Linked DNA regions of Homo sapiens: region 1 is linked to region 2. Evidence: read pairs that join two places in POLR2A ChIA-PET (ENCODE). Cell type or tissue: Caco-2. All regions are shown on one strand. Each heading gives the region's core, and the rest is flanking DNA. Links, peaks and the distances in the headings are about the cores only. Region 1 overlaps UNC119B (unc-119 lipid binding chaperone B). Region 2 has its middle 15 kb from the start of HNF1A-AS1.

Evidence for each region. ChIA-PET counts read pairs that join two places held together with the same protein. Peaks named below come from ENCODE experiments on the same cell type or tissue, not always from the same donor. Only the 100,000 strongest peaks of a DNase experiment are listed, where the experiment ranks them.
Region 1: POLR2A ChIA-PET joins it to region 2 with 7 read pairs; 3 of 35 experiments call an interaction of 5 or more read pairs at or near these places.

The regions. Positions count from the first base shown.
Region 1 is chr12:120,719,728-120,722,424 of GRCh38, forward strand. It overlaps UNC119B (unc-119 lipid binding chaperone B), which reads left to right. Exons shown (of 5, transcript NM_001080533.3): 5 at 193-2,697. The coding sequence ends at 305. Among named protein-coding and RNA genes, the nearest start is that of MIR4700, 2.1 kb to the right of the region's middle. In Caco-2, for the core only: no CTCF peak of the experiment used is centred there; no DNase peak of the experiment used is centred there.
Region 2 is chr12:120,955,614-120,958,627 of GRCh38, forward strand. No RefSeq gene overlaps it. Among named protein-coding and RNA genes, the nearest start is that of HNF1A-AS1, 15 kb to the right of the region's middle. In Caco-2, for the core only: no CTCF peak of the experiment used is centred there; DNase peaks (open chromatin) are centred at 1,295 and 1,588.

The DNA.
Region 1 (2,697 bases), core at 1-2,500, 240 kb before region 2:
GGGGGCCTCTGTGGTCTCCCCAGCTGTCAAGGGCTGCCTCCCTCTGTTCTGACCTCATCGTTATTCTGGCAGAGTATACTCTGAAGCGCTGGCTTATTTTGGAGGGGATGCAAAGTTTTCTCCCACCTACCCTGTGGGGCAGACTCAAACATAATTCTTTGCTTTTTTCTTCCCCCTTTGCCTGACTTGCAGTTCGTCTAATGATTGAAAATCCTTACGAGACCCGCTCTGACAGCTTCTACTTTGTTGACAACAAGCTGATAATGCACAACAAGGCTGATTATGCCTATAATGGAGGCCAGTAAGTGCTGCAAGAGTAGATAGGGGAGGTGCTTTGCCGCGGCCACAAGATCCTGGCACACGGAGATGATCGAAGCTGCAGTTTGTCAACACACATCTGGAACCTGGCCCCAGGAAGCCAAGGCTGGGGTGGCAGTTTCCTGCGCGCCAAAGGAGCTGCCAAACAGTGCTGTGTTTTCTTCCCCAGTATTTTTTCTTCCCTTTTTTTCCTGCCCCGTAGGTTGCAGAGGTACTATAGTAAAGTAAAAGGTTAGGATAAGGGTCCTGGAATCCAGATAAAAAAGTTTATTTTCCGTAGTTCTGGCTGCCTGTTGGTTGTCTTGACGACCAGGCATAGCTGTGCCTGGTGAGAAGGCTCTGGCCAGGCCCACCAGCAGGTCAGCAGCTCTTAAGGTTCCTGGGTGCTGTGGGAAGCTGAAAGGTAGGCCTCTTCCAGGTAGCTCCTCCTCTCACCTCCGGCATTGCCATCAGCGCAGTCTGCCCTCGGTCTGTGTGAAGTCTTAAACCAACTGGAAGACACTTGAAAGGGTGGGGAGGGAGGGAGGTGCCAAGAGTGGAGGCACCAAGGAATGGGTGATGCTGCCAAGCTGAAGGGTCTGCTTTGTGGAGAGGCTGCTGCTCTGTCTGACTTCCAGGGTCTCAGCCAGCCCTCCTGGGAATAGACCAAGTTTTCAGCCTGGCAGTGCCTTCTGTTCCCATTTTGGAGGACAGACAAGCTTGCTCCACATCTCCTGGCTCCTCCCTTCTGAGTCTCATGAAATAGAATGAGTCAGCTCTGCTCATGGAACAGTAGTATCTCTTGAGGCCAGAGCAGGTCTTGTATTTTGTTTTTTTATTTCCAGACTTCTTTCGGGGAGGTTTTATAAAATGACAGTGGTGTTCCCAGCATATGTGATATGTGGTTAGACTTCTGATAGTATCAGCTTCCAGGGGCTAATCTGGCTTATGTTGGGAGGATATGCTTACGAATCAGCAGCAGCTTTCTAAAGGAGAGATTTGACTTTTCTCTGCACTGCACAGCCTGGAGGATTGGCTTTTGATGGGGATTTGCCTCCGAAGCTCTTTGTACATTTCTTGTTTAGGAGGGTTTTCCTATCTACCTTTCTACTGAAGTAGTTTCTGGAACTTTCCTGGTGGATCAGAGTTACGTAATGCAGTCTGAGCCTTCAGACTGCTAGTTAGAATTGTTTTAGGTGTTCAGAAAGGGCAAAATAGGCTGATGTGGCCTGTCAGAGTGATGTGTTCTCAAAAAAGTTCACTTGCACATCTGTGGGCTGCTTTTGTCCTCAGACCCTTAGTGGACAGACTCCACAAACCCTCTGATGAGACGATTGATGTGGCCAGGGTCCAGTTAGCATCAGTAGAAGGATGTCACTAGGAAAGGCCCAGGTATCTGGTAAGTGACTGTGAGGTGTCACAGTACCTGTGACAGGAGAGTGTCCTGATGTGCTTGGGAGAAAGGCCGTATGGGGGCCAGGGATGGAAGAGACAGTGTGTGGCCACAGAAATTCCTGTCCATCCACCACCAGTGCTGCTCCCTGTGTGGGCTTTAGGGCGAGTGGCCCCGAACCTTGGCCCAGTGCTTTGTCCCAGGCCAGAGTCTTGGCAATGCCACATGCTGGCAGCTTTCTCACTGAGAAGGTCCTAGCTTACCCCTGTGTGCTGGCCTTGGATTCAGCCCCGAGAGAGGGGAGAGACCATTCCTCCTGTGGAGTGGGTTCCTTATCACCAGACCGGCCACTCTCAGAACTGGCGTCCACTGTAAATCCAGGTGCCTTACGTGTGGCTCTGTCCCTTATGCTGCAGGGGAAAGCTGCATTGCCATTGTTCCCACCTCCTCACTGGCAGAAAGATGCCAGGGCTGTTAGCACTGTCTCCTCACCTTCTGTTTCTCATTGTGGCTCCTCAAATGGGATTTGCATGTTCCTGTCAAGCGTAACAACAATCCCTTCTCTCTTTGACAGAGGCCCAGGTGGGACAGTTTCTACTATTTGATATTTGAGTATTATCTGGGATGTGGTTCTGGAGCTGCCCAGAGCTGTGCTTAGTAGAGTGTGTCTTGGAAACATGCCCCTGGGCACACTGTATCTGCTACATTAGTGGGCTATCTCTTATCTGCAGTGTTCGCTTTTGCTAGAAAGAGGATGTGGAGGAAGGAGGAGGTGGGCAATCTGGCTTGAGTTGTGCTGTATCCTCTTCCTTGTTAGCTTGCCTTAGTCTCACTGGAGACCATTTGCGGATAGTGCTTGGTCCATGCCCAGCAGGACAGGGCTTTGCTGCTTCTGAAAGTCTGGTGTTCTGTATCTGGGGCTGTGGGTTCCTGTGTCTAGCTGCTCAGGAAATCTTGAGAAGCATTCCACTCTGGGGTGTAAACCAGTATGAGTTTGAAATTCAAGC
Region 2 (3,014 bases), core at 286-2,785:
TTTGGGATTTTTTTTTTTTTTTAATTCTGGGGAAACTTTTATTTTTATTTCTAGACCAATTGACTATGGGATAGGAAAGAAAGTGAGGTGTCAAGGATAAAGCCAATATTTGACTCAAACAATGTAGAGGATGTTTGTTTTTAGCTTACTTGAGGAAGGCTGTGGTCGGGGAGAAGATTGAGAATTCTTTTTTTTTTTTGAGACAGGGTCTCACTCTGTTGCCCAGGCTGGAGTGCAGTGGTGCCATCCTAGCTCACTGCAGCCTCGACCTCCCAAACTCAAACAATCCTCCCACTTCAGCCTCCTGAGTAGCCAGGATTATAGGCAGATGCCACCATGCCTGGCTAATTTTTTCATTTCCAGTAGAAATGAGATCTCACTATGTTGCCTGGGCTAGTCTCAAATTGGGCTCAAATGATCCTCCCACCTTAGCCTCCCAAAGTGCTGGGATTATAGGCGTGAGCCACTGCACCTGGCCAAAGATTAATTCTGATCAATGCTAAGGACTTTCCACTCTTTACAACTTTAACTTTGTTTTGGTTGTTTCAAGAGCTACATTTGATTCGATTCGTTTTGTTTTGAGATGGAGTCTCACTCTGTCGCCCAGGCTGGAGTGCAGCGGTGCAATCCCACTGCAACCTCTGACCCCCGAGTTCAAGGGATTCTCCTGCCTCAGCCTCCTGAGTAGCTGGGACTACAGGCACCCACCACCACGCCTGGCTAATTTTTGTATTTTTAGTAGAGATGGGGTTTCACCATGTTCGCCAGGCTGGTCTCAAACTCCTGAACTCAGGTGATCTGTCCACCTCGGCCTCCCAAAGTGCTAGGATTACAGGCATGTGCCACCGCACCTGGCCTAAGAGCTACATTTTTTATCGCAGTCTCAGCCTTTTCATTTCCCCATATCCCACTCATTCCTATAAGGGCCAAATGCAATAAAACAGATGTGTATGTGCACTCACGCTGTGGAGTGAAGATGCAAATGACTGTGATGATCCAAACCCTGGCAGGAAGGTGGCAGCCCCGTAGGGCATGGGGATCAGAGGTAACTCCACTGTGTGTGCCTTCCGCTGTGTGTGCCCTCCACTGTGTGTGCCCTCCGCTGTGTGTGCCCTCCACTGTGTGTGCCCTCCACTGTGTCTGTCCTCCGCTGTGTGTGCCCTCCACTGTGTGTGCCCTCTGCTCCGCTGTGTCCACAGTGACAGCATAGATTATCCCAGGGCTCAATCAGTTGTTCCAGCTAACTTCCTGCTAAACAGAGCTGGTCACCAGGAGCCAGGCTGACACCTTTGAACCCCTTCTTCCCCTCTGCCTCCTTTCTCAGAAAATATAAAGTGCAAAATGGTCCAGAGGTGGACAGTGTGGGGAGGGAGGGGACATTGAGTCTTGATGACCTGCAAATTTACACCAGTTTCTGCATAATCCTATATGGGCTTTATCTGATCTTAGAGGCACCCATCCCTTTGCAATAAAAGATTGCATCTGTTTTTATTTCCCCTTTCTGTTGGAAGCTGATAAGCCAAGAATGTACTCTCCCCACCTGCTCTCAGCTTTGATTCCCATTAACACAGGGGCATTCCCAGGAAAGGGTTGGGCTCCCCAAGGTGTTTGCTGGAGAACCTGCTGTCACTCTGCAGAGATGTACAAGTATTTACTGAAAGAAGAACTTCTCCAGGAATATTGTGTAAGCAGATTACACCGGATCTCCCTGCCCTTGGACAAATATATATGGTGAAGCTCAAAGAGGGGAATCCAATGCACAGAAACCTCCATGCTTAAAAAATATCTTGTGGCCGGGCACGGTGGCTCACGCCTGTAATGCCAGCACTTTGGGAGGCTGAGATGGGAGGATCACTTGAGCCCAGGAGTTCGAAACCAGCCTGGGCAACATAGGGAGACCCCCATCTCTACAAAAAATGAAAAAAGTTAGCCAGGCATGGTGGTGCACACCTGTAGTCCCAGCTACTAGGGAGGCTGAGGTGGGAGGATCACTTGAGCCTGGGAGTTTGAGGCTGCAGTGAGATATGATCATGTCACTGCACTCCTGCCCGGGCGACAGAGTGAGACTCTGTCTCAAAAAACAAACAAAAAACCAAACCAAAACAAAACAGAACTTGTGAATTGGTTTGGGGATTGCTGGTAAGAGACAAAGGGATGATCATCAAGTCTGGGGATGCCCATCCATTGCCACATCCCCAAGGGGATCACACCAGCTGGAGCACATCACTGCACGTCGCATTTTTGTTTTGTTTTGTTTTGAGACGGAGTCTCACTCTGTCTCCCAGGCTGGAGTGCAGTGGCGCCATCTCAGCTCATTGCAACCTCCACCTCCCGGGTTCAAGCAATTCTCCTGTCTCAGTCTCCCGAGTAGCTGGGATTACAGGCATGCGCCACCACACCCTGCTAAATTTTTTTGGAATTTTTAGTAGAGACAGAGTTTCACCATATTGGCCAGGCTGGTCTTGAACTCCTGGCCTCAGGTGATCCTCCCACCTCAGCCTCCCAACGTGCTGGGATTACAGGCGTGAGCACTGCACCCGGCCCTTTTTTTTTTTTTTGAGATGGAGTCTCACGCTGTTGCCCAGGCTGGAGTGCACTGGTGTGATCTCGGCTCACTGCAACCTCTGCCTCCTGGGTTCAAGTGATTCTCCTGCCTCAGCCTCCTGAGTAGCTAGGATTACAGGCACATGCCACCACGCCTGGCTACTTTTTGCATTTTGAGGCAGGGTTTCACCATGTTGGCCAGGCTGGTCTTGAACTCCTGACCTTAAGGCCCGCCTCAGCCTCCCAAAGTGCTGGGATTACAGGCGTGAGCCACCGCGCCCCGCCTTGCACATTGCATTTCTAGAGACTAGAGGCCTCAAATTAAGGTGTCGGTAAGGCTTGGCCCCCTCTCAAACTTGGGGGAGAGGGGAGATTCCACTCTTGCCCTTTCCAACGTCTCACGTCTCTGGTAATCCTTGGCAATCTTTGGCTTGCTGCTGCAGCACTCCACGGTGTACCTCTATTGTCCT